Regions from separate parts of the Homo sapiens genome. Here region 2 is linked to region 1. Evidence: chromatin loops called from intact Hi-C (ENCODE). Cell type or tissue: K562. All regions are shown on one strand. Each heading gives the region's core, and the rest is flanking DNA. Links, peaks and the distances in the headings are about the cores only.

Region 1 (15,698 bases), core at 2,819-10,818:
CCCTAATATTAACATTATATAGAACCATAGTTCAAGTATTGAAACCAGGAAATTGACATCAGTAGAATATTATTAGATCTAATCTTATTAGACGAATAGGTCTAGACCTTATTCAGATTTCACCTGTTTTCCCACTAATGTCCTTTTTTTGGGCCAAGATCCTACTCAAGATCCCATATTTTCATTTTTTATTTTTTATGTCTCTTTAGTCACCTTCAGTATATGCCAGTTCCTTGATCTTTGTCTTTTATGCCATTGACACTTTTGAAGGGTACTGTCCAGTTATTTTGCAGAATGCTGCTCAGCCTCTTTAATGTTTGATGCCAGACTCTCTTTCAATAGAGAAGCACTAACGTTAATGGCAGTTGCTGAGGCTGAGGAAGCTGCAGCAGTGAGAACCCCTGAATAAAGGAGAAACTCTGTCTGACTAGGCAGTAGGGCCAGCTGGGGAGGTGGATACCACAGGGGCAGAGAAGAAAGAGATGGTAGGATTTCTCTTTCAGGCATGGGTTTTTTTTTAGTTTCTTGGAACCACATACTTGGGTCATGACTACAAGGGTTCAGGGATTCTAGAAATAAGTCTACCGAGTCAAATTTATAGCTGCTAGGAAGCAAAGAAGGAGAGCTGTGTGAGTGGGAGAAATGGCCACAGTTTATAGAGAGCTAGAAAGGAAGGACGATGGGGGGCTTCCTTTCTCTTCCTTTCCTCTTAATCTGGATCACAGATTTCACTGTATTGAGCCAGTGTTCAGTTCTATAGTAGAAGGTTGGTGTGAGGGAATTCTCATTGAATGAGCATGCCTGTAAGTAAGCATTGTGCTAAGTGCTTTGAGTATGCTGTTTTTATTTAATTCTCACAATATCTGGAGATAGTAATTTTTAACATAATGAAACAGATTTACAGCAAGTGCATGGCAAGTAAAAAGCAAGGCCAGAATTTGAATCCACATTCATTTGACTCTAAGCCTGTACTGTCTAATATAGCAAGCACCTATAGTTACTGAACACTTGAAATGTGGTGATTGCTGCTTGTTAAAATCATAATAATTTGGATATATTCATGCAAATAAATATATTACTAAAATGCTACCTGTTTCTTTTTCCTCTTTTTCTTCCAGTTTTAGTTTATGAGATTGGGTCTTGCTATGCTGCCCATGCTGGGCATGAACTCCTGGGCCTAAGTGATCCTCCTGCCTCAGCCTCCTGAGTGGCTGGGACTACAGGCATAAGCAGTGCATCTGGCTGATTCTTCCTTTTTAAATATGCCTAGTAGAAAATGTAAAATTACACATGTGACATACATTTTATTTCTATTTGATAACACTACGTCTAAATCTTTTCCCATTGTACACTGCTGTATCCCTGGAGTATGTCTGAAGTGAACTAAGATAAAATCCCAAAGTCTGAGATGGAAAACACTAAGGTAGTTCCTATGAAGCAAAGGTAGACTTCTAAAGATAGGTAATAAACACCTGGTGTTGGTAAGAGTGTCGGAGTGATCAGGTCCAAAGGCAGAGAGAAAAAGACACATAATCTATGGAGAGAAAAAAAAAAAACATAATATTTTTAAAGTGTTTATTGACTGCTTATTTTTTTGTTAGCCACTGGGTTAGGAGTTCTAACTTCACTTTTATTTGATTCTTATTAAGAAAAACCAGTAAAGTAGGTATTGTTATCCCCGGTTTTATAGATGAGAACACTAAAGCATAGAGAGGCTAAATAACCTGCTTAAGGACATAGTAAATATTAATAAGTGGCAGAGCAAAGGCTTGAAGTGCCTCACATCAAAGCTGTGTCTTAACCATCATCCTATAATGTCTCCATATAATGTGGTACGATGCTATGGTTGAATAACATTGATTCTCACCAAAGAAGTCATTCTGGCCCTGGTATGTCTACATCTCTTATTTTACTCCCATTTCTGTAGTTGAATTTCTGATACAGTGGTTCCTGAAATACATAGCAGTCTCTTCATTAATAGCAATATTACTGTATTATGAACATACAGTGTGCATAATACAGCAGTTTCAACAGCTGGTTTTTGTCATGCTAAACTCATTACCACTTTCTGATAGATGGCCAGTGTGGTGGCTGCTTCTCTATCGATAAGTATGAACAAAGAGTCATAAAGATTTGAGCAAGGGAAATAGATGAAATAGAATAGAGCATTTGAAAAAAGAAAAACGAAAGATGCTTTGTGTCTTGAGTGCTTGTAAATCTTGAAAGGTTCCTTGACCAACCAAGGAAATTAATTGGAACCTGCTAAAAATGGAATTTCATGTTTTGGCCACAGTAATAATAATACTGAATAATGACCCATAATTGTATTAAAAGCCAGTTATCAATTGAGCTGGGAAAATATAATTGTGTATACTTATCTGTTCTATCTGTACTCATTCCCAATTTTTAAAATCTATGGCCAAACATTTTTCTGAGTTTGTAGTTAATGTAGTACATTTAGGAACCAAATGTAGAAAGACCATGACTTTTATGAAAGATTCTTTAGGGAGGATGAAGTACCTAGGTTTCCAGTTTTTTTTTTTTTTTTTTTTTTTTTGACAGTAAAATGCTGGGGAGGGAAATCCTGTGTTGCAGTTTATTTTTGGTACTTTCAATTATCCATAGTAATTTGCAGTCATTACTAAGTATATGTACAAGTGACATTTTTAAAATAAATAAAATGAGATAGTATAGGTATTATTATTCTTATTATTTGATATAGATTAAACTGATTTTTAAATGCTGTTCATAGCCATACAAAAAGTTGATATCCTTGGCCGGGAACAGTGGCTCACGCCTGTAATCTCAGCACTTTGGGAGGCTGAGGCAGGTGGATCACGAGGTCAGGAGATGGAGACCATCCTGGCTACGGTGAAACCCCATCTCTACTAAAAATACAAAAAATTAGCTGGGCGTGGTGGTGGGCGCCTGTAGTCCCAGCTACTCGGGAGGCTGAGGCAGGAGAATGGCGTGAACCTGGGAGGCGGAGCTTGCAGTGAGCCGAGATTGCGCCACTGCACTCCAGCCTGGGCAACAAAGTGAGACTCCATCTCAAAAAAAAAAAAAAAAGTTGGTATCCTTAAGACAGTCCTTAACAGCAATTTATTTTTTAAAGTAGGATAAACTGCCTTCACAATGCTTATACACTTAATTATGTAATAAGACATTTTCTTAGTTCAGAGACAAATTACATCTTAGAAATGTTTAATAAATTTCAATTTTGAATTACCGAGATTTTGTGTTAATGTAACCATAGGAGTTATACATAGCTTCTGCTCATCCTGTTTTATAAATTTTATATCCTTTGAGAGGTAACTATAAGTTTTCAAAGAACAAAATTATACAGGCAACATTCTATTAAATACTAGTGCTTATGTTTATAAATGTTTTCATTTTTACTCTGAAATAATCTAGTCTCTGAGAATGCTGTTTCTTATATTTAAAAAAATGAGTAAGTACAAGACGGCATTTGCAAAGGACCTCCCAAATACACGTTAAATATTATATGTAAGGAGTCAGATTTAGCTATCGAGGAGAAGCATTTTGAATGTAAGTTTACATAATAATTACAACAAAATTAATTAGGATATTAGAGTAGTGAACAGTTTAGGTTTCAAGCAGGAAATAGAACACAAGGCAAATCAACCGTCATATAAGGGTGTCAACTTATCTTAAATACTTTTGGAATTAATAAGATATAGAGGCATACATAAAGATAGGCCACAGATCAGTCAGTGGCTGATTTCTATTTCTGGCTGTAAATGGACTAGTTTATTTCAAACTAAGGCCTACACTGTGAATAATGAAAAAAACTGGATTAGAAAAATATATATATCTAAAGGCATTGGAGCACTACCAAGAGCTAAAGATCTAAGAATGAAAGGAAACACACTGAAGTGAGCCCTGTATTTGGTGTCATTTTTCACCTTGGGTTCTGTCAATTTGCAAGCAACACAGGCCAAGCTGAGAAACCAAGCAGCAATAGCTAAGATGGTGACAGGATGAGCAGAACTTTTGGCAGTTTCACAGTGCCTGCAAGCTAAAATTCAGGAAGGAGGAAGAAGGACCCTGGTAAAACACTCTAAGCTTTTCATTGGAATTCTTGTGGGGCTATATCCTAGGAGTTAGGAAGAACTATAAATAGGCCACTACTTACAAAAATCAAAATGTATTCTTTGATAAACCCAATCTTGATTTTAAGGTGGTCTGCCTTTACTTCAACTGTCTGTCATTGCTGGAAGCAAGAGACATCATGCAGAGTTTCTATAATTTTTTTATACGCAACACTTGGCATTTAATAAAAAATTATACCATGCATATTAGAAGCCAGGACCAAGAAAAACAATATAAAACAAGAAAGGATAGAAACAGTCTCACAGTAATCTAGATATTGGAATGATTAGACATGGACTATTAAATAACTGTAATTGGCCAGGTGTGGTGAGTCATGTCTGTAATCCTAGCACTTTGGGAGGCCGAGGTGGGAGGATCACTTGAGCTCAGGAGTTTGAGACCAGCCTGGGTGACATAGCAAGACTTCCCTGGTCTCTACTTAACCAAAAACAAACAAACAAACAAACAAACAAACAAACAAAAGCTGGGCATGGTGTTGCATGCCTGTAGTCTAGCTACTACAGAGGCTGAGATGGGAGGAAGGATAATGTGAGCCTGGGAGATCATGGCTGCAGTGAGCTATGGTCTAACCACTGCATTCCAGCCTGGGTGACAGAGTAAGACCCTCTCTCCAAAAACAGAAAAAAATTATGATCAATATTTTTTTAAAGTGATGAAAAGGTGGATAATTTCAGCACAGAATAAGAATCCATAAAAATAATTTAAAGAAATTCTAGAAATAAAAACTGTGACTGAAATGAAGAACTCAATAGATTAGTTTATTAGAAAATTAGACAGCTGAGGAAAGAATTAGTGAACTGGATGATGGGTCAATTAGAAAATATATAGAATAGTGCATGGGAGGAATAAAAGAATGGAACACACAATCAATAGTGTAAATAATATAATAGTGGAAAAGGCTGACTACCATCTAATTGGAGTCCCAGGAGAATAGGAGAGTAGGAATTGAGGAAGAAGCATTATCTTAATAGATTCAGGCCAAGAGTTTTCTAAAATCAATGAAAGACATCAATCCACAGAATGAAAAAGCACTATTGGAATAAATACAATGAAAGCACATTTAGGGCACATGGCAGTCAAACCACTGAAAACCAAAGAAGATAAAAGTCTATTTTTTTTTTTGAGGCAGAAATTCACTCTTGTTGCCCAGGCTGGAGTGCAATAGCATGATCTTGGCTCACCACAACCTCCACCTCCAGTGTTCAAGCGATTCTCCTGCCTCAGCCTCCTGAGTAGCTGGGATTATAGGCATGCACCACCACACTTGGTTAATTTTTTATTTTTAGTAGAGATGGGGTTTCTCTGTGTTGGTCAGGCTGGTCTTGAACTCCTGACCTCAGGTGATCTGCCTGCCTCGGCCTCCCATAGTGCTGAGATTACAGGCATGAGCCACTGTGTCCGGCCGATAAAAGTCTTCAAAGGAAAAAAGACATTTCCTTCAAAGAAGCAAAAATATAGCCTACTTTTCAACTGATAGAAGACAGGAGATAACTGAATGACATCTCTATAAAGTGGTAAAAGGAAAAAAAATGTCAATCTAGAATGTTGTACCTGTTGGAAATATTCTTAAAAAATGAAAGAGAAATGCATTCTTTTTCAGACAAACAAGCCCCTGGCACATGCTCAATTGTTCTATTGGACTTCATGTACAAAACAAATTCAAAGGGTTAAGAATTTCAAGTTGGTAGCTTCAGAGCATTAAGCCCCAAATGTGGGGTCCCTTCTGAGCCCAGGATTATGTGTGACTGCACTGGTCACATTGCCATGAAGCCAGCCCTGGTGGTTGGTAGAGGGGTGGGCACTGGACCTAAGCAGGGCCAATCAGAGCCATTCCTGGAAATGGATATATAAATATTAGGAATGCAAAGTTATTTATTTTGTTAGAGTTTGAACAACGTGATCTGTAGAAAACCAGTCACATTTCCTTAAGGATGCATCAATAAATATGAGCTAAATGTAATAATTAGAACTTTGGTTTCCAAGCAGATTCCATGCTCTAATTCCCTGGATAGTGAATATAATAAGATGATATATCCATGAATAAGTTACTTTACATTGCCAAAGGGACAGATGTAAATAAGGCTACTAATCAGTTGACCTTAAAATAAAGGTTATCCTGGATTATCCATGTAGGTCCAGTGCAATCACATGAGCCCTTAGAAACAGAGGCAGAAGTAGTAGTTAGGGAAGTGCAGCATATGAAGTGAGAGATCCAAAGGACAAGAAGGATGCAACACATTGTTACAGCCTTTGAAGATTCAGGGGCCATGGGCAGAGGAAAGCAGGCTGCCTCTAGAAGGTAAGAATAACCTTCAATCAAAGATCAGCAAGGAAACAAGTACCTCGGTCTTACAACTACACAGAATTTTGCCAACAACTTAATGAGCCTGGAAATAGATTATCCTGGGATTTCTATAGAAGGACCTAGTCCCACTGACACCTTGATTTTGGCCTTGAAAGATCTTAAGAAGAGGATCTAGCCAAACCTACTAGGCTTCTGTCTTTGAGAGCTGTTAGATAATAAACAAATGTTATTTTAAACCGCCAAATTTGCTGTAATTTGTTACAGTGCCAATAGAAAATCATCTTAAGCAATAAAAAATACAAACAGTTCTAAAACCACGTTTACTATGTACAAGGAAATGTACTTTTACAAAAGATTATTAAGTGTTTGAAAACACCGATTTTATTTACATAATTGACTAATTTAAAAAGTATTATTTTCTTTTCTGTGAAACAAATCTGAAAGCCTCTATTTGCCAGTTCTTCAGTGCAAGACTATGGGTCTAGGCTTTGGGACATCTTGTTTCTACTTTGAGTTGCATCATTTTTAATTGGCTGAGTGACCCTGCACAGGTTACTTTAACTGTTCCTTGGATCAATTGCATCATCTGCAGAATAAGAGGTACAGACTAGTTGATCTTTAAGGTCTCTTTCATTTAAAAAATGCATGAAAATAGCTTTAGGGATCAAAATGGAATTGTTAGGAAGTTCAACATAAGAATTAATCCCTCAGGATATCAGAAAACTATGTTGCATAGTTTTAAAGTTGGAGTCAAAACTGACTTGAAATTTTTTAAAGAAGAGCTATATTGGCACATGAAATAGAAATTCTGGAACAGATAGGAGACTTGGAACACCAGGTCTTTATTGGTGAAAGACATCAAATGAATATATACTTATAAAGATTATGTCTGTAGTTGCAATTATTGAAAATTGCAAACATAAATGTTGGCAGGTAGACGTTTTACAGAAGGATGAGATCAAAATCCTTTCCTATTTATTTAAAATTACTCAAAATAAGATAGTGGTAGAAATCTTTGTTTCTTTGTTCCTTGTAATTTATTCTGGGAGTAGAGTTTTTAATATTCTAATGGTTAATTTTGTTCTGGTTATCTCCATATCTCTTGTCAACTTAAGATGTGTTTCCCACTGGTAAACACAGTGTCCGCTGGTTCTTGCTAAATAAAGATACCATAGTCTATATTCTGCTTCATATTTTAGGTCTTGGAAAAGTGGAAGAAATCTCTAAACTAAACTTAAACATAACCTTATTTGATCCAAGGTCAGTAGATACCTTTCATTTTTCTTTTCCTTTTAGAAAAAAAAAAGGCACTGTTTTGGTGAGTAGAGGTGGCAAGGCTGGGAAATGTGTCGGTAGCTGATAAGAAAGGGAAAGGCCTTAAAACGACACCCACCAAATTTTATCAGTGCCTTGGAGCTCAGGAAAGTATTTCTTTCCAAGAAGAGAACAGGAATGCCTTTTAAAAAAATTGTTTATTTCCATTAAGGAGAAACCTCAAGGGCCCATGAAAGGTTATTCCTTTGCATAATCTAGTGACAGGTTTACTCATACTCAGAGGTTACATTAATACTTACTGATGGCACAAGTATAAGTTTCACTTTATTAAAAATTGTATGGATGTTGGAACTGCTGTTGAAGAAGCTGGCTTGGTTTGATTTAGCTATGGATATGATAATTATAATATGGCTTTCTGTACTTTTAGAAGTCATAAGTTATATTGCAAGGATTTGTGTATTTGGATTGCTAGAAAGTTACCGTATAGTATTATGACAGTACAGTAGGAAACATTTCAGTGTGAAGAATAGTATGTCTCACATAAATTTTACCATAGAATTAAGTAAGAATCATTAAAATATTCCGGGTTTATTAAAAATTCATTATTCTACTAGATGATCTTTAAAGAGCAATAAGAACTTGAAGAAATAATAGGAAAGCTTTGGTAACAATGACACTGTGTTAATTGAGTTGCAAGAAGGTAAAGAATGTATTAACAGAATGGATCCAAATTTGGCAAAAAAGGTTTGTAATAAATCAAGGGGGGAAATCAGTTAATAAAGAAAGAGGCCAATTATCAGTGAGGGGAGGGGAGTGTATTTAATGATTCTAAATGAAAGGTTAAACTGCTTGGGTGAATTTCAGTTTAACAAAAAGGAAGAAAAGCAATATGGATAATTAGGCAGTAATAAGAGCATACTGAAAAAAAAAAGCGGAAAACTGCCTTAGGTGCTAGGGGAATATTGGCTAATGAACTTAACCTCCTGCAGTTATCTTTGAATATTCACTTTTGCTTTATAAATGGGAGAAGTGATGTTTTTAGTTATTTTCAAGGAGGTATGATTCCTTAGCACACTTTATCATATTGTGGACTTTAAAAAAAGTAATTTCAACTTTTATTTTAGATTCTGGGGCACATGTGCACTTTGTTACTTGGGTATATTGTGTGATGCTGAGGTTTAGGGTATGATTGATCCCGTCATCCAGGTAGTGAGTATAATAGCCAATAGTTAGTTTATCAACCTTTTTCCCCCTTTTTCCCTCCCCACTCAAGTAGTCCCCAGTGTCTATTATTGCCATCTTTATGTTCATGAGTGACCAATGTTTAGCTCCCACTTTTAAGTGAGTACTTGCAATATTTGGTTCTCTGTTCCTGCATTAATTTATTCTTAGGATAATGGCCTCCATCTGCGTTCATGTTGTTGCAAAGGACATGGTTTCATCCTTTCTTATGGCTGTGTAGTACTCCATGGTGTATTTGTACCACACTTTCTTTATTCAGTCCACTGTTGATGGGCACCTAGGTTGATTCCATGTCTTAGCCATTGTGCATAGTGCTGTGATGAACATATGAGTGTGTGCATCTTTTTGGTAGAATGATTTATTTTCCTTTTGATATATGCCCAGTAATGGGTTTGGTGGGTCAAATGATAGTTCTGTTTTAAGTTCTTTAAGAAATCTCCAAACTTCTTTCCATAGTGGCTGAACAAATGCTGTTAAATGCTGCTTATTGCAAATATTCTCTAGAATATTGATATTGAATCTACCACAGATGTTTATGCAATGTCATGACTATCAACTGTCAGTTATTCTTAACATGAAGTAGGTTGACATAAACACCAACAATGTCATTCAGTCTGCCAGTATTGAAGGAGCAGTGATTCTCTGTAGCTCCATGCTGGATTACGCCTTGCTAAGAACAGTCAACAGTGGGACACTTAGCATCTGCTATATAGTAAGCCAAAAAGGGACATATACAACCAAGGAAAACTTGAAAACTTTTAAGGATGTGGTAAAGCTCAGGTCTTAGTGACATCTGGCTCTGTACTTTTGTATTTTTTTGTATTTTGTATTTTGGGGGAGGCTGCCACATAGGAGTCCAGATGGAATAACTTTGGAATAGATGAATACACTAACTCCAGTTATGTGAAGAGGGGCCACAAACAGCCAGGCAAAGAAAAGAAGACATGCAGATCGCCATGGAAAGCTCCTCTTTGGAAGCATAGTCACCCTGTGCATAGCTAACTCTATTAGCTAGATTTTCACCATCCTTTTATCTATGTGATAACATTGAAATAACAGCAAATATTCAAGAAGTGGAGCTGATATTCTTTATTTTTATTATTTTTAATAATGTCATTTTGGAATGACAATAATAGTTTTATTTGTTAAAATAAATATAGGGTATACGTACAAAATTAAGCATGTTGCTTAATCAAATAATCTTCATTCATTTTTATCAGCACTATTTTGCATTTTTTTTCTTTTTTCTTTCTTTTTTTTCTTTTAGTAGAGACTTGGTTTCGCCATGTTGGCCAGGCTGGTCTTGAAATCCTGGCCTCAAGTGATCCACCCACCTCAGCCTCCCAAAGTGCTGGGATTACAGGCATGAGCCACTGCACTCAGCATAGCACTATTTTTGGAGCAGTATTTCTACAAAGGAAATAACTACCATGACTACAACAGTTATTAGCTTATTAAGATGTCTCATAAAATTAAGTTTTAAAGTTTCAAGTGATGTTTACTTTTCAATTTCACATGGAAAGTTAGCATGAAAAGACTAATTTTTTAAATAATTGTGTCTTTTCTTAATGAAAAGCATAAATACATTTATAGTTGTTGGAGTATATTGAAGAAATTACAGCTAAATATTTTGGTTGGTTACAATTATTGGTGATTCTGGAACTGTGGTTTACCTACAACATAATGGTTGAGTGTCTTTGAAGATTTTATTGGGCAAAGCAGGATTTTAAATCTTGCCAGAATTTGAAATACAGTATATCATCATATACTATAGCTATATTTTGAATATAACTTTTAATTTTGTATGAATATTACATTAATGAGCAACATGATGCCTTAGTAAGTTACCACTATCAAATGGCAGATAATAATGGTTGAGAGTAGTTTCTCTGAACTTTTCCAGATATGTTTTCTTAGAACTTTTTTTTAAAGAGATGTGTACTTGAAAGGAGGATATTCTCTTTAAAATTCATGTGGAATTGGTTGAAATAAATTCAGAGTATATATATACATGCCCAAAGTAAAACACAACAAAACTGAATCGTGAGTTGACATACGTTAACAATATTAGTTAAATTACAAGTTGACTGGTGAACAAAGGATACTCTTATGGAGATTATGATTTTAAGATTTTTTTACAAGTCATTTTATTGAATGTGGTACAGAATAAGATCGTATATAACAGTTAAATTTTCACTGACATTTCAAGAGGTGGAATAATAGAGGAAATACCCACGGACTAGGTTCTAGTCTGGGTTTTGTTTCCAGTAGCTAGGTGACCTGAGTAAGCCACTTAATTAGTTAGGACTTTATTTTCTTAAAGTCATGATGTTGTCCTGGGTGTCCCCTTCATTAACTTTCACACTAATATGATATATATATAGGCTGGCTGTGATGGAACCTTTCTGAATCCTGTTCTTCCAGTTTAGTATTTATTCTAGAGGATAACATTTTGAATGTTCAGGGACGTTCAAAAGAAATATAACGTGAGCCATATATGTGATTTTAAATTGTCTACTAACACTTTGAAACAAGTGAGAAAAGAAACAAGTGTAATTTTAATTTTAATATTTTCTAACCCAATAGATCTAAAATATTTCCACATGTAATTAATATTAAAATATTAATGAGATATTTTACATTTTTCGAAATAAGGTCTTAAAAATCTGGTGTTGGTTTCATTTGGCACATCTCAGTTTGGACTAGTTGCATTTCAAGTGTTCAGTAACCACATGTGGCTTTTGGCTACTGTATTGGACCTTGCTGCTAAAGTTATGGAATCTTTATATCTATACCCATGAATCAAATTTAGAGACTTTAGAGTCAGCTTTAATTACCTTTTGTTTTCTCCTCTCTTCTATACAATAATGACAGAGACTTGCATTCCCTAGAATCTGTCAAGATTTGCGGGTAAATCAGTACATTTTGCTCTTATTTCCAAGCATCTGGAAAGAGTACTGATGTTTATTTCCAAACATCTGGAAAGAGATATTTCTGGGAAGAAATATCTGTGAGTCCTCTTCAATTCCTTAAGTCACTTACTGCCTTAGTTTAGTAAAATCAGACTTCTATCTCTAATATTCTACAAAAACTCTTTGGAAAAATTCTCAAATCTTCTCATTGCTAAATCCAATGGCCACGATACAAATGTTTCTTCATCTCTTAGCAGAAATGGACAGTATGAATTCTTCCTCCTTGAAGTTTTCTGGCCCTTTGTTGTATATTACATCCTTTTTTCTTGGTTCTGTTTTAGCTTTGTATGCTTTGCTGGTTCCTTTTTTGGCCCTCTTCTCTTTATTTATTTATTTATTTATTTTATTATTATTATACTTTAAGTTTTAGGGTACATGAGCACAATGTGCAGGTTAGTTACATATGTATACATGTGCCATGCTGGTGTGCTGCACCCATTAACTCGTCATTTAGCATTAGGTATATCTCCTAATGCTATCCCTCCCCCCTCCCCCCCACCCCACAACAGTCCCCAGAGTGTGATGTTCCCCTTCCTGTGTCCATGTGTTCTCATTGTTCAATTCCCACCTATGAGTGAGAACATGCGGTGTTTGGTTTTTTTGTCCTTGGGATAGTTTACTGAGAATGATGATTTCCAATTTCATCCATGTCCCTACAAAGGACATGAACTCATCATTTTTTATGGCTGCATAGTATTCCATGGTGTATATGTGCCACATTTTCTTAATCTAGTCTATCACTGTTGGACATTTGGGTTGGTTCCAAGTCTTTGCTATTGTGAATAGTGCCACAATAAACATACGTGTGCATGTGTCTATAGCAGCATGATTTATAGTCCTTTGGGTATATACCCAGTAATGGGATTGCTGGGTCAAATGGTATTTCTAGTTCTAGATCCCTGAGGAATCACCACAGTGACTTCCACAAGGGTTGAACTAGTTTACAGTCCCACCAACAGTGTAAAAGTGTTCCTATTTCTCCACATCCTCTCCAGCACCTGTTGTTCCCTGACTTTTTAATGATTGCCATTTTAACTGGTGTGAGATGGTATCTCATTGTGGTTTTGATTTGCATTTCTCTGATGGCCAGTGATGATGAGCATTTTTTCATGTGTCTTTTGACTGCATTAATGTCTTCTTTTGAGAAGTGTCTGTTCATGTCCTTCACCCACTTTTTGATGGGGTTGTTTATTTTTTTCTTGTAAATTTGTTTGAGTTCATTGTAGATTCTGGATATTAGCCCTTTGTCAGATGAGTAGCTTGCGAAAATTTTCTCCCATTTTGTAGGTTGCCTGTTGACTCTGATGGTAGTTTCTTTTGCTGTGCAGAAGCTCTTTAGTTTAATTAGATCCCATTTGTCAATTTTGGCTTTTGTTGCCATTGCTTTTGGTGTTTTAGACATGAAGTCCTTGCCCATGCCTATGTCCTGAATGGTATTGCCTAGGTTTTCTTCTAGGGTTTTTATGGTTTTAGGTCTGACGTTTAAGTCTTTAATCCATGTTGAATTAATTTTTGTATAAGATGTAAGGCAGGGATCCAGTTTCAGCTTTGTACATATGGCTAGCCAGTTTTCCCAGCACCATTTATTAAATAAGGAATCCTTTCCCCGTTGCTTGTTTTTGTCAGGTTTGTCAAAGATCAGATAGTTGTAGATATACACAATAACAGACAAACAGAGAGCCAAATCATGAGTGAACTCCCATTCACAATTGCTTCAAAGAGAATAAAATACCTAGGAATCCAACTTACAAGGGACATGAAGGACCTGTTCAAGGAGAACTACAAACCACTGCTCAATGAAATAAAAGAGGATACAAACGAATGGAAGAACATTCCATGCTCATGGGTAGGAAGAATCAATATCATGAAAATGGCCATACTGCCCAAGGTAATTTATAGATTCAGTGCCATCCCCATCAAGCTACCAATGACTTTCTTCACAGAATTGGAAAAAACTACTTTAAAGTTCATATGGAACCAAAAAAGAGCCCGCATCGCCAAGTCAATCCTAAATCAAAAGAACAAAGCTGGAGGCATCACGCTACCTGACTTCAAACTATACTACAAGGCTACAGTAACCAAAACAGCATGGTACTGGTACCAAAACAGAGATATAGATCAGTGGAACAGAACAGAGCCCTCAGAAATGGCCCTCTTCTCTTTTCCCTTTGTCCACTGCTCTTAACTTCTTGCCTACCTGATTTCTTTTTGAAGCATCATACCTGTAATTTTAGCTCTCCATTGGATATATGTGTATGATGATATTCCTCAGACTTCTCAAACCCAACCTAGCCCATACCAAACTTTTTTTCTTCTTCTGGTTACTATTTTGATTATTGCCATCATATTTAGTCACAAGTCAAAGTTAGAGTCACTTCCATCTTTAACTTCTAGGTTTTTCTTATCATCTGTATCCAGTTAGACACAGAGTCTTTTTGGGTCTACCTGAAAAATATCTATTGAATATTTTTCTTTTCTCCATTTACTAAGTCCAGGTGCCACATAGATCTCTCCTTCTTTGACTATGATATGTTTTCTCTAGTACATTTTCCACATTGCTAGCAGATTTATTTCCAACATGATTTGGATAATATCACTTTCCTGCTTAGAACTTCTGCTGATTCCATTTTCTTCTTATATTGCATATGAGTCCTAGACTGCTGTTCTATCTTTAACTCTAGACATTCTCTTTTATAGTTCTCTCTCCTCTAAAAGTCAAGACTTAAAAATATTTCAAATGATGAAATTTTAGGCTTCTTGATGGCTACTGGGAGAAACTAGCCATCCAATATGGATAGTATGGCCCCTACAGCCTTGCTATAATAATAATAAATGGGCAAATACAATGTATTTATGTGATACCCATAATTAGGTTAATAAGCATATTTCTTTTTTTTTGTAAGTAAATCCCTGTGTGGATATTTTAGTTGTTGGGAAGCAAGGGTTAATAACATCCAGGTAACAATGAGGGATGTATGTTTTATTTACACATATGCTTTCTATACTTGGAAACTAATATAGCAGATTATCTTGGTTAAGCTGTACAGCTCAGCTGACTTTTATAAGAAAACAATAGATCCCCTGAGGTAATACTAATGTAAGTAAAAAGTAATTATGGCCATTAGTATATCTAGTTGGGATGAGAAAGAATGACTTTAATTGTTACCTATTTACTAATATTTTTACAATTGGTTGTTTCCTGGCCTCTTTATTCTCCTAGCGTATTTGAGATGAGATGAGATGTTAGTTCTCTAAAGTGCAACATATTTTTCTTCTTAGCCAAATCCTGTTATTAACCTCATTTGCCTTAGCTGACAACAGGTTTCCCTTAGGCAGTGTAAGCATCGATGCTCTGAGGAAGAGGATAAATATTAATTGGAGTGTACTACTTCTTGGAGACCTTTAAGAAGTGCTAAATAGTCTGAGAAAGTGATTTTTGCTTCTACTTCGGGAGTGTTTGTTTAAATACTTAATTACTTAATTTGAAAGAATACTAGAGGTCATAAACAGTAATGAATATATTGTCAACTAGAATATTTTTGCATATACTCAGAATGTTTTGTCCTTTTCTCAAAACTAAAGCAAGGTAATAAACAATGATCATAGTTAAAAGGGTAATTAACCTTACCGTCTCTGTAATCCCGAGGAAGTCTAGACATGAACTCAGGAGTTGGCATATTGTTTTCAATATACATACCAGCCATCTTTGAACATTTATTCTGTAAAATGACTTGTATTATGCTTAAGTGAGTATGAGCAGTGTGACTCAC
Region 2 (15,698 bases), core at 3,537-11,536, 160 kb after region 1:
CTGATAAAATCACCTAGGTCAGAAATTATATGGGCTGAAGCAAATGCTGAGGAAGTGAGAGAGAAATGAATAGTTGCATGAGTGAACAAGAATTTGGACTGTAAGAATGGGAAGAGGCAGAGTGGCTCCTCAGCTTCTGATTTGAGTAAGAAGGTGGATGGATGGTGGTGAAGCCATTGACTGAGGTGAATGGAGAAACACAAGAAGGTGTAGTTTGGGATTTCATAGAATTAGCTTCTGTCTTGGTAGGACAGTGTGACCACATGTTCTGTGACCTAACAGTGTGCAGCCTGGGTATGATCTATTGTTGAAGCCTCACTTGACTTATGGCTGGGGATCAATGACTTTTCCTCTCTTTCTGTGTATATATATCTTCCCACGATGGAGGCTGATGTGGGGATGAAGATTTTTTTTAAAGTGGTTTTAATGCACAGAAATATACAGTAATGAATAGTTAACAAGGGAAGAAAGAGCTCCAGTTAATAGTACTAAGTTAAAAATAAAAGAGAAAAATAGAAATAATTTTTATATAAAGTCATTGTTACGACCTCCCATGGAATGTGGCAGCCGAAATATTAACTATTAGTTATCCCCTAGGAGGCCTTGGGCATTACCTGGAAATGGGCCCTGAAGGTGTATTTTCAGCCAATGTTCTGGTCTTCCTTTAATCTGTTTGTTTCCTGTTTCATACTATATGTTATGCTAACATTCTAAAAAAACTTAGGTTTAAATTGCTTCTTTTCTAAAATAGAACTTATCGCTATAGAATATAGCCTTCTGTATTAAAACAGATTATAGGGTTGTTATTGAGGGCTGATCTTTGAAACCAAACATATAAAATTGATTTAAAGCTAAAATTTTGATTTGTAAAAATTTTGAATGATGAAAATTTTGGTAGTTCACTGATTACTATTCTCTTATGACTCTGCTTCTTCCACTTTCTACCCTAATCTCTTCCCACCATCTCACCAGCCAAAAGGAGTTCTACTTAGATCTGCTAAACTATGAATTTTTTTTACGGTTTTGGAAATAACATTATATTATATTTGGAACATATTGGAGAAATCTATAATATGTAGCACATTAGTGTAGAAGGATATTCTACTTCCTGTGCAGAGATGACTTTTAGTGCTTATGAGGACTTTAACTATGGTCTTTAAGCTATATAGAACATCAAGGTCACAGCTTTATATTGCTGAACAGTTCTCTGGATGATGTGAGGGTGAAAAAAGAATGCTCTCAGCACTTTTTTTGAGTGTGACAAGATTACAAATGATTCCTCACAAAGTCTTGAAAGTGTAATCGTGCCCTCAGACTTGCCCTCCTACAGACATATTTGGTAACGCTTACTTAGCCTTACATTAAGCCACATGGTGATTTTCTGATTACCAGGATGGTAGGACAGGGATGTTTTCTTATTGGTCATTGTGATGTGTGGACAACATTTAAGGTAATGATAGCAAAATAGTTCACTTATCTATATAGTTGGCTAACTTGTGGCTAAATGGCAGGCTAATCTTAGAATTATTCAGCAAAGTCTGGCTAATGGTCGAATCATGATGAATAGACAGTATATTAGCTTGTTAATTGAAATGAAGAACTGTTACTTCCATAGTTGAAATATAGATAATACCAATTATGTAATAGTCCTAATTTAGTATCTAAAATATTTTTAAAAGAATCTATTAAGTAATAGAAATTTTTCTTCATTATGGTATAGTTATTCCGTCTTCAAGTGGCTTGGTAAGGTATTGTCTTTAAAAAGTGCTGTCTTCTAGGATATCATTTGACTTACAAGTTTGCCATTGCACCTCAGAACTAGAAAATCAATTTCTCATTTGAATTGATCCATACCACTGTTTTGGAATTAATTACTTTTGTCTAGGGTTTAGTCATGTTCAGATCTGCTATAGGTTACATCTGATCTGAGGCTTCTTAATGATGATGATGATTTCTATGGTAAAATCTTTTCCTGGGGAGTTGCTTCCCAGATCTTCCTTTTGCTGTTTCCTTTAGACATCTGTATGTGTCTGCAATCTGTTACTACCAGATTTCACCACCAGCCCTTGAACTCTTGAATTGTTTGTGTGCTCAACCCCTTTTCTGTTCTTTGTAAGGAACCTGAGTTCTCCATTGGCTTCCACATCTGTATTAACCAGGCATCTGGGGAAAGGACGCCATCTGCTTTGAGGAGAGAATCAATCACCCTTTCATTTACACTGATATTTGGGCTCCTTAAAGGCCCCGTGGCCCTCCTTCACTCTTTAACTTTTTAGATTCTGACCTATATTGGAAAATAAAACTGCTAAATCATAAGCTAGTGTAGTTTTTACTTCCCTAATCCTTCATGGCTTGGATAAATATAACATTATAAGGATTGCATTATAAGTAAGTGGTTATATTCTGTTAATATTTATTTACCATAATTGGTGCTCATTAAAGGGCAGATTGAAAAAATGTAGATTTCAAAATATAACAGCCTATTTGGTATTTTTTCTTAAGTAAAGGAAAATGAGACCATGTAGAATCTATAACAAATTTTATTGAACCTTTCCTGGAATTTTCAAAGTTTCACTTAACTCTAACAGGTTCAAGGAAATAATGAAATATTAAATTCACAGACTTTGAAAAGCTTATTATTAATATGTTTAAAGAACTTTCTTTAAGCATCTTAAATTTTTCTTAAGCAGTTCAACAACAAAATCAACACCCTCACTAACCAAGTGAAATCAAACTGACAGATTGTTTGTAGCAGCCTTATAATGGTCTCCTTGGGTTTATGATCTGGGGAATGAAGACAAATTGTTGATTTTTAAATAGAATGCCATGTACTCTTTGCTAAGAAAATTTGCCTTTAATTTTTAGACCTTTGAGTATTTTATTACTAGTTTTTTTCTGTCTCTGATTCAGTATTATTATATCTTCAAAATACTGAATATCTAGGGAGTCTGATTGATAAACCTCAATTTCCAGAGAGTCAGGTAGTATTTCTTTGCCCATATAATGTTGGATCTTAATATATAAATCTTGCATTCAGCCAAACCATATTAAGCTTGGCAAAATCCTTTGTTTCTACATTATGTCTGAATAATGATATACTGACAATTAGAATCTTCATTTATTTCTAGTTCAGAATGGCTTCAGATGTTGTTGAACTTTGTGTTGTACTTATCTCTTGAATGAAATGAGGTAGGCCTGAGTGGGTACAGGATGTAAAGTCAGAGGCCTGGATAATAATCTGGCTCTTCCAAACTCACTTAACCACGTTGAGACACTTTCATGTCTGTACAAACGAGCCAAAAATCATGCCTGCAATCCCAGCACTTTGGGAGGCTGAGGCGGGCGGATCACGAGGTCAGGAGATCGAGACCATTCTGGCCAACATGGTGAAACCCCGTCTCTACTAAAAATACAAAAATTAGTTGGGCGTGGTTGCACGTGCCTGTAATCCCAGCTACTTGAGAGACTGAGGCAGGAGAATCACTTGAACTCGGGAGGCGGAGCTTGCAGTGAGCCGAGATCTCGCCACTGCACTCCAGTCTGGCGACATAGCGAGACTCCATCTCAAAAAAAAAAAAAAAAAAAAAAAGAAAAAAAAAAGGAGCCAACAATATCTCTCTCATTGGGTTGTTGTGAGATTTGACAGAGATAATATATGTGAGATTCTTTACAAATGGCCTTTTTTGATTGTAAATATGATAATTTTTTTACTGAAGCATATAAATTTATGAGATAATACATTTTGACTATCGGATGTCCTTGCATATTACTTTATTTTCCCTTTTCTCCCTTTACTTTTTAAAAAATTTGTTTATTCTCTCTACTCCTTCATAAAGAAATGTGTGTGTTAAATTTATGGCCCTCGTAGCTTGAGTGTTCCTAAGCGGCAGCCCTCTTCAAAATGGAATCTTGATGAATAAGAACCTGGATTAATTTATTCATGGCTAAATAATTTTTCTTTTCTCCCTAACTATGTATTCATCCCTAAATCATACATTTAGATCATAACTAAGAATTTTACTTTGTTGGCTCTTAACATAATGAAATATATTCTGGTTTTCAGGCCCTTTTTTCGACTTTTGTTTCCTGCATGTTCTTTCTTTGTCTATGAGTCTTTTACTTGGGGTGGCTGGCTTGTGCTTTGAATACATCTAACATCCTCCACTCTTTATGCTTCTTATGCCTTTCTTTATACCATCCACCCAGTTGTAATTCCTGTCTACTCTCAGATACAGCCATGTGCCACTGCATAATGTCAGTGATAGACTGTGTTTTTGATGGTCTTCCCATAAGAGGATAATACCATGTTTTTACTGTACCTTTTTTATGTTTAGATACACAAATATCATTGTGCTACAATTGCCTATGGAATTCAGTGCAGTTACATGCTGTACAGGATTGTAGTCTAGGAGCCATAAGCTAGGGGTAGTCGGCCATACCATCTATGTTTGTGTAAGTATACCCTGTGATGTTCGCACAATTATGAAATTGCCTATATGCTTTTCTCAGAATGTGTTTCCATCATTAAGTGATGCATAACTGTACTTTCCTGTTGTTCAGGTGTGGTTTAAGCCTTATCTCTTACATGAAGTCTTTTCAGACTTCCATAGCCAGAGTAAGTTTTTTTTTACATTCCTATGTAGTTATTATCTGTAATACTCACCTTTTTATTAGTTGAAAAATGAAGCCTTTTTTTTTTTTTTAAGAAGCCACTAGGAAATGTTTCCTTGTGTGTTGTTTGCTTAAATGGACGTAGTCTCATTCATTACTGAAAGACTACGTGGCGGTGAGGAAGGTATTACTATGATTGGTTTACATTAAATAGAGCTTAAGTCTGAAGCTGTGGTAGAAAGGATTTGGAAGAGCAAATTGCATTGTGTGCACAGATAATTGTCCATCCTGGAAAATATCCACGTAAATTTTTAAGAAATGCAGAAGCATCAGAAATATTTTTAGAAATCCATGTCGTTTCTGTCTTCACTTTATTTATTTGTTTTTTTTTTCAGTCATTTCCTGCCATTAAGGGACTCATAGGCTACTGAAGGATTCAGATAAATACTTTTTAGTAAAGTATCATAAGTACCATATGTATAAGCAAGATCCTGAGGAAATACTAGTTTCTTCCTATTGTCTTACCACCTGTCAGGGCTAGTTTCCTGTGTTATTTGGACTTCTCTCTGCAGGACTGCCCAAATTTTTCATATCAATAAAAGAAGCTTAACGCAAAATTACTGATTTTGATTAAAGAGGATATTTTTCCTGGTTGGTTGTATAAGATGGACTGTGATAGCGTCACAAATGTTTGCCTTATGATATGTTTTAAAAAGTCAACGATATTCTGGGGGAGGGCCACCTTAAAAGAAGTGAGAATTAAATCGGAATTTTTCTTTGGGTGAGATATGCACGTATACTTTTAAAATATTTTCCTCCCGATTTACTTTGGTTAACTTCTAGTTCTCCTAATTAATATGTGTGAATTTGGCATATTAAAAGGGTAGATTTTCTGTCAAACAGTCATGACAAAATAGCAGACAAAAAATAGAATATATTTCACAGCTTAATTTAAGTTACATTTTTACTACCCTTGCAATTATATTCCATAGGTCTCCACTATTTGTTTAGAAAAATCTATAGGATAATTTTATTTCTTTAATCTTGTAGAAAACACAGTTATTAAAATGGACATTGAAAACATATTAATAGTTATTAAAGTGGGCTTAACTGATAGATTGATTAGAAGCTGGGGAACTTGCATAGAGAAGGAGGAGGAGAACTAGCTTTTTCCTAGACAAGTGGGAATTACTTCAGTTTATTGTATTACTTCAGTAGTTATTGCATTACTTCAGTTTTATTATCCTATACTAGAACAGCTTTCTAAATGATCTTATTTTCCTCATCTTATTCACTCTAGTCAATCCTCCATTCCTCTGGCAATTATCTTTCTAAAATTTAAATTAAAAAATTTCAAATGCAACATCATTCAATCAATTGTATGAGCAATATATTAATAGAATCATACTTTGCTCACCTTTTGCCTGTCTAACCTTTTCTTCGGCATATTCCTGATTATCTCCTCATTTGCTATATTTCAAATTATATACAATTCTACTTTCCAGGACATCTTATGCTTTGTCAGGTCTGTATGCCTCCATACATGCTGTTTTTCTGATCTGAAATATTATTTTTTCTTGTATTCTTTAGAAGCCCTAGTTTTTCCCCAAGTCACTTCCCTGAAGCCGCCTGTATTAGGCTATTCTCACATTGCTATAGAGAAATACCTGAAACTGGGCAATTTATAAGATGAGAGGTTTAATTGGCTCAGTTCTTCAGGATGTACAGGAAGCATAGCAGCATCTGCTTCTAGGGAGGCCTCAGGGAGCTTTTACTCATGGTGGAAGGCAAAGCGGGAACAGGCACTTCACACAGCAAAAGCAGGAGCTAGACAGAGAGTGGAGGGCAGAAAGTGCCACACTCTTTCAAATGACTAGATCTTGCGAGAACTCACTATCACAAAGACAGCACCAAGCCATTAAACATACACCCCTGGGATCCAAACACCTCCCACCAGGCCCCACCTCCAGTGCTGGGGATTGCAGTTCAACATGAAATTTGGATTGGACAAATATCCAAATTATACACCATCTATGACCCTTCTTGGCTGTTGTAGTTGGCTCTCCTGTATACCTGATACACATAGTCTAGTTATTATTTACTGTATTTTGTCTGTTTCCTCTGATTCTATTTCCTGACGAGAGTAAAAACTCCTATAGTTGATTTTACATCTGTAACTCTGGGATTTGTCACAATGTCAGGAACATAGACACAGTAAGTATTTGTTGATTATTAAGAAAGTTAAGATTAGATTGAGAATGGCATTTTGAGTGCTTGTGTAGTATTTGGTTTTCTTTACAGTTATTATTATACCATAAAACATATATTTAATTTATTTTATAAATGGTTAGAAGATAAAATGCATCACATTCTGTTTTTCCATTATTGTTTGGTTTTGTGACAGTTAGTGCTGTTATCTCTTATCTATATATCTGCCCTTCCACACTCTACTGCAAAGATATAAAACCTGTGAACCACACATGCCAGATTCCATTGCTAGCAAGTTTTCTATTAGGTACAGCCAAAGCAAGGCAATCTTGAAAGATTGTAAGGTAGGAGAGAAGAAGCAGCTATTTATTTCCTTTTATTGGATGGTGTACTTCAGCATGCAGAAGAGGATACTGAAGGTGACCTCTGGTGGCTGTGAGTTCCAGAAGCATTAGTGTTGGCATCTTGAATAGCAGTAGCAGTACTCCTGCTGCTGGACAGTATAGGCTCTGTTGAGCAATAACAGAGCATTCCCAGTGGCACCTGTAGAAGTTTTTCCAGGAGCTCAGCAATTACTGCAGGCTTGTGGGCTCCAGCCTAGTGGGGTAGCACCCTCACTTTGGTTTGAAACCCTGTTTTTGTTTTGTGCCTTCAAGTATTTATTTCTTCCTTTTTTTTCTAACCCCTTCAACAACTGTATAATCAGTTTCTGGTATTAAATTTCCTATTCTGGAAATGTCTATAGTAGTTTCTGCTTTCTTTAGTGAACAATAACCAGGAGTGGTTTTAGGAGACAGAATTTCAAAGATGAGAATTTGAGATTGGTTATCTGACCATACTGCAATTGAACACAATAGTATATCATTGCCAGTGGAAAATTGCCGTTCCATGCAGGGTCAGCTCAGTTACTTAATGTATCACCTTTCTTATCAGAAATGAAGTGTTTACTAAAGTCAAAGTTTTGGGAAATCAAATGGAAGTTGTAATTGACTGTTATGGATTGAATAATGACTCCTGTTGGCTGTTTTTGACTACACTAGAAGGTTTATAGAAAGGAAATTATGGGTTCAGGACTTCTCTCAGTTCAAGGATAGTCACGTAAACAGAGATCTATGATCCCCTCCCCACTCCCACTGCCAACACAAATTGTCTTGTCTTTTATCATTGCAGTAATGATGCAGCTGAAAATAAGAACCAAACTTCAGTTCTGAGAATTATAGAATCACAGTACAAGTTGAATTCACAGCCTCACTAGCTTTCTTATATGGAAGATAAGACATGAATGGTAGACATGGATCATGATAATTGAAATGAATATATTTATGTGAGTGAACTCACCTAAATCTCAGAGCCTTGAACTCCAGTTTCCTCTATGCTTCATCTGCAGTTTCCCCAGTGCTTTATTGTGGAACCAACCTCTTCTTCTTTCTCTAAGGAGATTAAATTCCCTCTTCTTGAAGAGTCTGTAATGGCCATAGTGACTTCAGTCTTGCATGAAAATATCCCAAAGCCTTAGGGAGATAGGAATGTTGCAGTGGGTTTATCATGTGTGACCCACAAATGCTTTCCTCATGGAAATATTGAGAAATGCATTGGTGAAGGGAACATCAGTGTCCTTGAAGAAATCTGGGAAGGCTGTATTCTGATTGCCTTGGATGTGATATTAGGTGCTACTTTCAAAATAGACTCTCTCATTTTAATGGAATGATGGAATTCTGGAGTGGCAGAGGCTGAGTGTCCCAGTGTAATCACTGGAAGCAAAGTGAGTACAATTGCGATAATGGGTGGAAGAGCCAGAGTGACAATCAGACTATTGTGACACCAAACTTTTAATTTTTGATGGTGGCTGAAATATCACTAAAATACAGACTCTAGGGTACAGAAACATAATTGATGTCGTGAGCAGAAAACTCATTTCCTCACCCTGATACAACATCATGGCCTCTCACTCAGTTTCTAGACCGGAGCCAGTTCACAGAGCCACAGCCCTTAAATGAAATGAGGGCAACTGTATCCCTCTGAAGATAAAGCATGAGTATTGCTACAAATACATACCAAAAATCTTTCTTCAAGTTGTCCCCAGTGTGATCTCAGTCATTTACCAGGATGATTGTACATTGTGGAAAGGGAAATTCTTAGTTATTTCAGGGATTACCATACATGGCTCTTACTTGACACTAATCCTTGGCAGGGAGGGGAGACCCAAAATGCTTGACCATTGTTCTTGTCAAAGTGTGACCTTATGGGGACCAAATGATCCCTCCCTCCCTGCCTGCCTGCCTTTCTTCCTTCCTTCTTTCCTTCCTTCTTTCTTTCCCTTCTCTCATGTTCTTTTCCTTTTTCTTTCTTTGTAACTTGAATTACTCTTACTGTAGTTCCAGGGAGTTTGTTTATCTACCTTGTGATCATTGTCCAGTTCTTCAATGCTTACCTTGACTAGATATCCTCTGTAGCTTGCAGAATGTCCATATTGGCTTTCTGAACCATGGAATGAAGGATATTGTGGTAGAAGGGGACAAGTGGAAAGCCCTGGAACTGTTCTCCCATCCAGGAGAGCAAATCAAAAGCAGTAAATTCACTAGAGAAATGTCAGAGATTACCGCTGCTATTAAATACTTAAAAATTTTAAAAGAGATTTTTAGCACATACTCATTTTACTCACCTACTTGCCTTGCGCAAAGGAGAATAGGCGTTAGAAACCATAATGCTCTGTTTTAAATTTAATCAGGTTGCAATTCTGATTGGAGATACTCTTCTAGATGTGTTCTTTTTTACTAGAGCCAGTCATTCTTGTCTCTGGCACTTGGTATACGGCTATTGATCTTGCAAATCCTTCCCCCATTCCTATATCAATTAGCCAGGATTACAAGAAGCTCATTACATTCATCTGACCAAGAATGCAGTATACTTTACTGTCAGGGCGATGTAAAATCTGCTCTGTCATAATGTAGTACATATTGGAGTTAATTTTAAAATGGTTAAATAAGGATAAGAAATTTCATACTTTTTCCATTATTAGTGGAAAATTTTAAACCAAAGAACATTTCTTAGAACTAATAAAAGGTAGAAGAAGAAGGTGTTAATTAGTGCTTAAAGCAATATGTATTTGATTGGCTTAATTTAGGATGATTGCTCTTCCAGAATTAAAAATAAAGACCAACAGAAACAAAACTTTAACATAAAAGTTAATTTTAAGCTATAGAGTTTCTTGTCTCCCTACGTTTCCCTTATCTTATGTGCCAAATTGAAAATGAGAGGTTCTTAATACTTTTTGTGCCATGGACCCCTTTTCCAATCTGGCGAAGTTCGTGGATCCAGTCTCAGAATTAAAAAAAAAAAAATTAAGCATGTGAACTCAAAAGTCTTAGATTTTTTTTTTTTTTGAGATGGAGTCTCGCTCTGTTGCCCAGGCTTGAGTGCAGTGGTGATCTCGACTCACTGCAACCTCCACCTCCCGGGTTCAAGCGATTCTCCTGCCTCAGCCCCGCGAGTAGCTGGGATTACAGGCACACACCACCATGCCCAGCTAGTTTTTGTATTTTTAGTAGAGTTGGGATTTCCCCATGTTGGCCAGGATGGTCTTGAACTCCTAACCTCAGGTGATCCACCCGCCTTGGCCTCCCAAAGTGCTGGGATTACAGGTGTGAGCCACCGTGCCCGGCCAGAATGTTATTAATGCACAAAATAAATGCATAGGATTGTAAAGGAAATAAACTAAATTGAAATAGTGCCATCAAAATATTTTAAAATCTCTAAAATAGTAATACATGAATAGTAATAGTAATGGGATGCGGCATTACTTCTAACAGGTACTATAATTTTGGAGTTAGTGATGAGTGTAACAATATTTCAAAATATATATTATTTCTGTCGGTCACAAGTACAACAAATACTACTGTGATTTGTTGTCTGCATTCTTAATAAAGGGAAATTTAAACTTTTAGCTAATTGTTAGTGAAAATAAGCATATGATCTTTTTTTCATCCAAATACATGAATCATATTCCCTATATTGTATCTATTGAACTTTTCGGTGGGGTTTAAAACCTCTAACATAGTGGAAAGACAAGACTGAGTGAATCTATGTGAAAAAGTATCAATTCTTTGACCAGGGAGATACCACATAGTAAATGAATACTTCTGATATACTAAATGGTTCCTTATGGACCTTTGGGAGCAAAATTATTTTGAGCACACACTCTGTTTTCTTCCATTTCGTTAACTGGTTTGAGCTCATTTACTTATAATACTCATCCAAACTGGCCATATAACATTTAAAATTTTTGTTTATTTCCAAAAAATTGATTTCTTGCAATCATCTTCACTAATTGCCTGGCATAGAATTCTTACTAGTGTGTTTCCACGTGTACTGTTTGTTGTACATTTGTCAGCTCACTCAAATAAAACTGCAAATAATGAAAACAATTGTATTTTCTCCAGTACATCTGTGAAATAATGTCTTCTTATTTTTTCTTCCTTCTCTCAAATCTTGATCCCAAATTATGACAATTTCACAACCATTTGAAAAATTATTGTGTTTATTGGATTATATGCAGGTGCGGTTCTGTACTTTATTCTACAAATCAGTGGTTAAGTTAATGATGCACTAGTTTAAATTTAGCAAAATGAAGCATTACAAGCTCAGCTGAAAAATGATTCTTGTTTTAACCAGTATCTTCACACAGCTGTTTAAATACCATATTGTACTTTTTTCCCTTTCCTTATTTAAGGTGGCACATGGTACTTGTGTAATCTTTGCTTATTTTAAGCTGGCATAAAAGAATGGTTCTCAGCAAATTGAAGGCAGTTTGCAAAACTGGAGGATATTCTCATGAATTTAGGCCAAGTTAAATTATTATTGAAGAATACATCTTTTTTTCCCCCAAAATTTCTCCTGAGAATTTTTTATTATAATGTTATATTTGAAAGTTTATGACAAAGGTACTTTTTTTTCTCATTTGTTCCATGTAATTTTCTTTCTTTTGTATGATGATACCATTAAAGTAAGATTGGCCAGAAAGAGTCAGATGTTTTTAAATTGTAGTAGTTCACTGTCTGTACTATCAATTTTATAATATTTTTCTGCCTAGAAACTTTTTGTTCTCCATACATAGAAATAAAGGCCGACTCAAAGCATATTACATTAAGATGGCAAGTTTAAATAATTTTTTGTAACTGCTTGTTTTTTCACTCCTGCACTATCCCCACTGCCTACGTCTTCAATCTCCAGATTCCTACATCACCAATAAGACCCAAAGTTTCCTTTTCTTTTGTATTTTTCTCAAATGCACCAAATAAAACTTTACCTTTAGATTTTATTTGTTTACCCTTATATATTTATTTAGCTTTCATATTTTCATGAAAGGTGTATAATATTTACAGATATTAATAGTAAGATTTTGTCACAATATATCTGTGAGATAGGGTACTGCCAGTGTAGACATTATATTTACTTTTTAGCCTGGGATTTTTTTCTCTATGTTGGTTGATTGAAGCAAATAATCTTATAGGCCAGAAATACAATTGAATTTGGACAGATACGCACAAGCATAGTTGTAAGTTAAGAGACTGAGTTGAACTATATCACTATAATTGTTTTAGTTTGTGAAAATCTCAATCTATATCTCTATTTCTTAAAATTTGTAGAATTGCTTAAAGTGTTCAATTATATTCTGTATATGTATTCAAATCCCCTTAATATCAGGCCTGATTTTGGTTGAATTTTACTGTTTTGTATTTATGGAACTTATTTTTATTATTACTGGATTTACACCTAACAACAAGAAACAATGCCCCATGAGCTAGTATATCAATAAAAATTGTATTGCTATGGCCATTTCTAAGGAAGTTGGAAACACAATTGGAACAAATAGGAAATAGTTCCAAGTAAGAAAAAAAATTCTCTCAAGGAATAAAAACAAACTGTAAATTATGAATATGGTAAAACTTATGGGGAACATAGTAACTTGAAAATATTTTCTCGATTTAATAAATACTATATATATAAAATGTATGTAATTATATTTTATAATGGTATATTGTTTTTATGCAAAGTTTATATGTTATATATAGCAGATATAATTTTGAGAAGTATCACTCTGGAACCTTCTATATTTTTACCTACTGCGAGGTAGATAATCATAGTTTTTGCCTAGTTATATTTTATTACAGAATATGGTACACATAAGCATGTTTAGTGCAAAGATCAGGACTAAAATGCATAAGTGAAACTAGAAGGAGTGGAACCAAAAATCAAAACTTAGTGACTCGACAGTATTGGTAAATACTGTTAAAATAAGAATAACAAGATAAATAGTAACATTCATGTAACATTGGCCAAATATTAATCACTCTTTAGTTTCTTATTTCAAGTGCCATTTAGAGCAAATATATAAGAAAATTAAGATCTTAAATTCTGGAATATATCAATAAAATATTTTTTAGGATCCAAAAGTAAGGTACTAAGTTTTCTAACCCAATTTAAGATTGTATAATAGAGGTGCTTATTTCCTTTTTTGAGGTTCCCATCTTATTTGTGTAGAAAATGGACAGAAATGATAAACTAAGGACTATATAAAGAAAATAGATAGAAAAATATATATAGAATATAATTAGAATGTAATATATATCTATATAGAATATAGTTAACCAGTTCTTTAAACATCAGAGAAGCTCTTTTAATAATGAGAGATAATTTTCATAAGGATAAATTTAAAAAATATAATGTTGCTATATATTGACAATCAATATAGTCTTCCCTGCCTCCCCCATTTGCTGTGGGTAGCAGAGTCTTAGTTTTGTAAATTGTTTTATTTTTCTTGATTCAGCCCAAAGGATAAAAGTCAGAAAACATCATCAAATTGAAAGAGTCTCTAAAGATTGCTTACACTGCATTACTTTATCAAGAGATCTCATCATTACAGCTTCCCAGTCAGTAACCCCTTTTCTGCTTTAAAACTGGACACACACACACACACACACACACACACACACACACACACACACACACAGAGTCCAGTGATAATCAATGTGATCTCATATATAAAAATGAAAGGCCTTTAAATATTTCTGAAAATTTGTTGACATAGATACCAAATAAATAAAGACAGATTTATGCTAGAATTTTTTAAATAGACATAATTTTTAGAGAAGTTTTAGTTTCACAGAGAAATTGAACGGAACATACAGAGATTTTCTATGTACCTACTCCTGTTCCCATACATTCATAGACTTCCCCATTTATCAGTATCCCCCACCAAACTGGTACATTTGTTACAGTTGAATTGACATTGACACATCATCACCCAAATTTCACATTTTACATTAGCATTCACTGTTGATGTTGTACATTCTATGGCTTTGGACAAGTTTGTAATAACATGTATCCACTGCTAGAGTATATAGGGTAGTTTCACTGCTCTAAAAATCTTCTGTGAATTTATAAATTTTTTTGATGATTAAAATTGTATATATGTACTTTGGAAAATTTAGAAATGTAAAATAGAATGAAGAAGAGGAAAAGATAGTCATTGCACACATTTTGATATAAATTTTATTTAAACAAAGATATCAAAGTGATCCTTGCAAATTTGGGCCATCTTTTTTACATTTCATGATATTTAGAGATTTATTATAAAAATTTGTGATAGTTTCTAGAAGGTATCAGCAGCCATCCATTCCCTTGCCCTATTCTGGCCTCCACCACTTTTCCTCAGAAGCTAGTTTACCTAATTATCAACCACTTTTTGTGTAAAGCAATGCAGATAGAGAACAATAGAATGGAGAACTCATCCAGGTTAGTGACATTCTCACAGGGAGTGTGTTGGTTCTAAGACCAGGTTCTAGGATATGGTTCTTAGCTTCACAGGACCTGAAAGCTGATTCTTCATTATTTTAAAGTTTATTAGCCTTTCCAGGATAGACTCACCAAACAAATTCATAAATATATGTTATCTGGTATTACTGATATATAAATCAGAGTGCTAATTTATTAATTTGCCATTAGTCCCAGCCACTCAGGAGGCTGAGGCGGGAGAATCACTTGAACTTGGGAGGCGGAGGTTGCAGTGAGCTGAGATCGTGCCACTGCACTGCAGCCTCTGGTATTACTGATATATAAATCAGAGTGCTAATTTATTAATTTGCCATTAGTCCCAGCCACTCAGGAGGCTGAGGCGGGAGAATCACTTGAACTTGGGAGGCGGAGGTTGCAGTGAGCTGAGATCGCGCCACTGCACTCCAGCCTGGGTGACAAAGTGAGACTCCATCTCAAAAAAAATATTTAGCACTCAGGGAAATGGATTTCTTTGTAAAGCCCTGAAGCCAGCTGATCCCACTGAGCTTCACACTACTGCTATTCTGGGTTGCTAAACAAAGTGCCATTCCTTTTCTAATAATTTAGCCCTCTCTCCAACTCTGCTCGTACTCTTCTTGGATTTTTTTTTCCTACCCAGCTTCCCACTCTTCTTAACCCTTGCAAGACTCTGGAGATGCCATTTCATAGCAAATCAAAAGAAAACAACCTACCTCATCAAAAAAACAAGACAAAGTTTCTCTATTCATACACTTGTCAAAGAGTTTTCTTATTTCACTTCCTGTCATCAACTAAAATCTGAAATCTGGAGCCACTTTCTCCAACAAAGAGCCCTCTCTCTTAGGTAGATTATACTTTCAAATTCTTATTTCCGAGACTTTCCTTTGATCAGTGTCAAGTAGATCAATTTTTTTGAATGTGTTGGTTGTTGTTTCTTTTTGTTTGTTGAGGAAAATAGGAAAGGTAAGGTTTAAACTTTCTTAAATTTCCCTTCTAATTATATATTTTTTAAAGTAACATGTGGGTCATCTTGATTTTGGGCACTGATAATTCAGATGGTTTAATTT

What was found. Peaks named below come from ENCODE experiments on the same cell type or tissue, not always from the same donor. Only the 100,000 strongest peaks of a DNase experiment are listed, where the experiment ranks them.
Region 2: a loop joins it to region 1, with 2.5 times the contacts of the local background. A loop is called at or near these places in 12 of 110 quality-filtered maps.

What each region holds. Positions count from the first base shown.
Region 1 is chr7:111,467,457-111,483,154 of GRCh38, reverse strand. All of the region lies in intron 3 of IMMP2L (inner mitochondrial membrane peptidase subunit 2), which reads left to right. Among named protein-coding and RNA genes, the nearest start is that of IMMP2L, 87 kb to the left of the region's middle. In K562, for the core only: no CTCF peak of the experiment used is centred there; DNase peaks (open chromatin) are centred at 5,610, 5,934, 6,974 and 7,814; H3K4me3 peaks cover 240 bases.
Region 2 is chr7:111,304,737-111,320,434 of GRCh38, reverse strand. All of the region lies in intron 3 of IMMP2L (inner mitochondrial membrane peptidase subunit 2), which reads left to right. Among named protein-coding and RNA genes, the nearest start is that of LRRN3, 220 kb to the right of the region's middle. In K562, for the core only: a CTCF peak has its summit at 7,243 (motif pointing left); no DNase peak of the experiment used is centred there.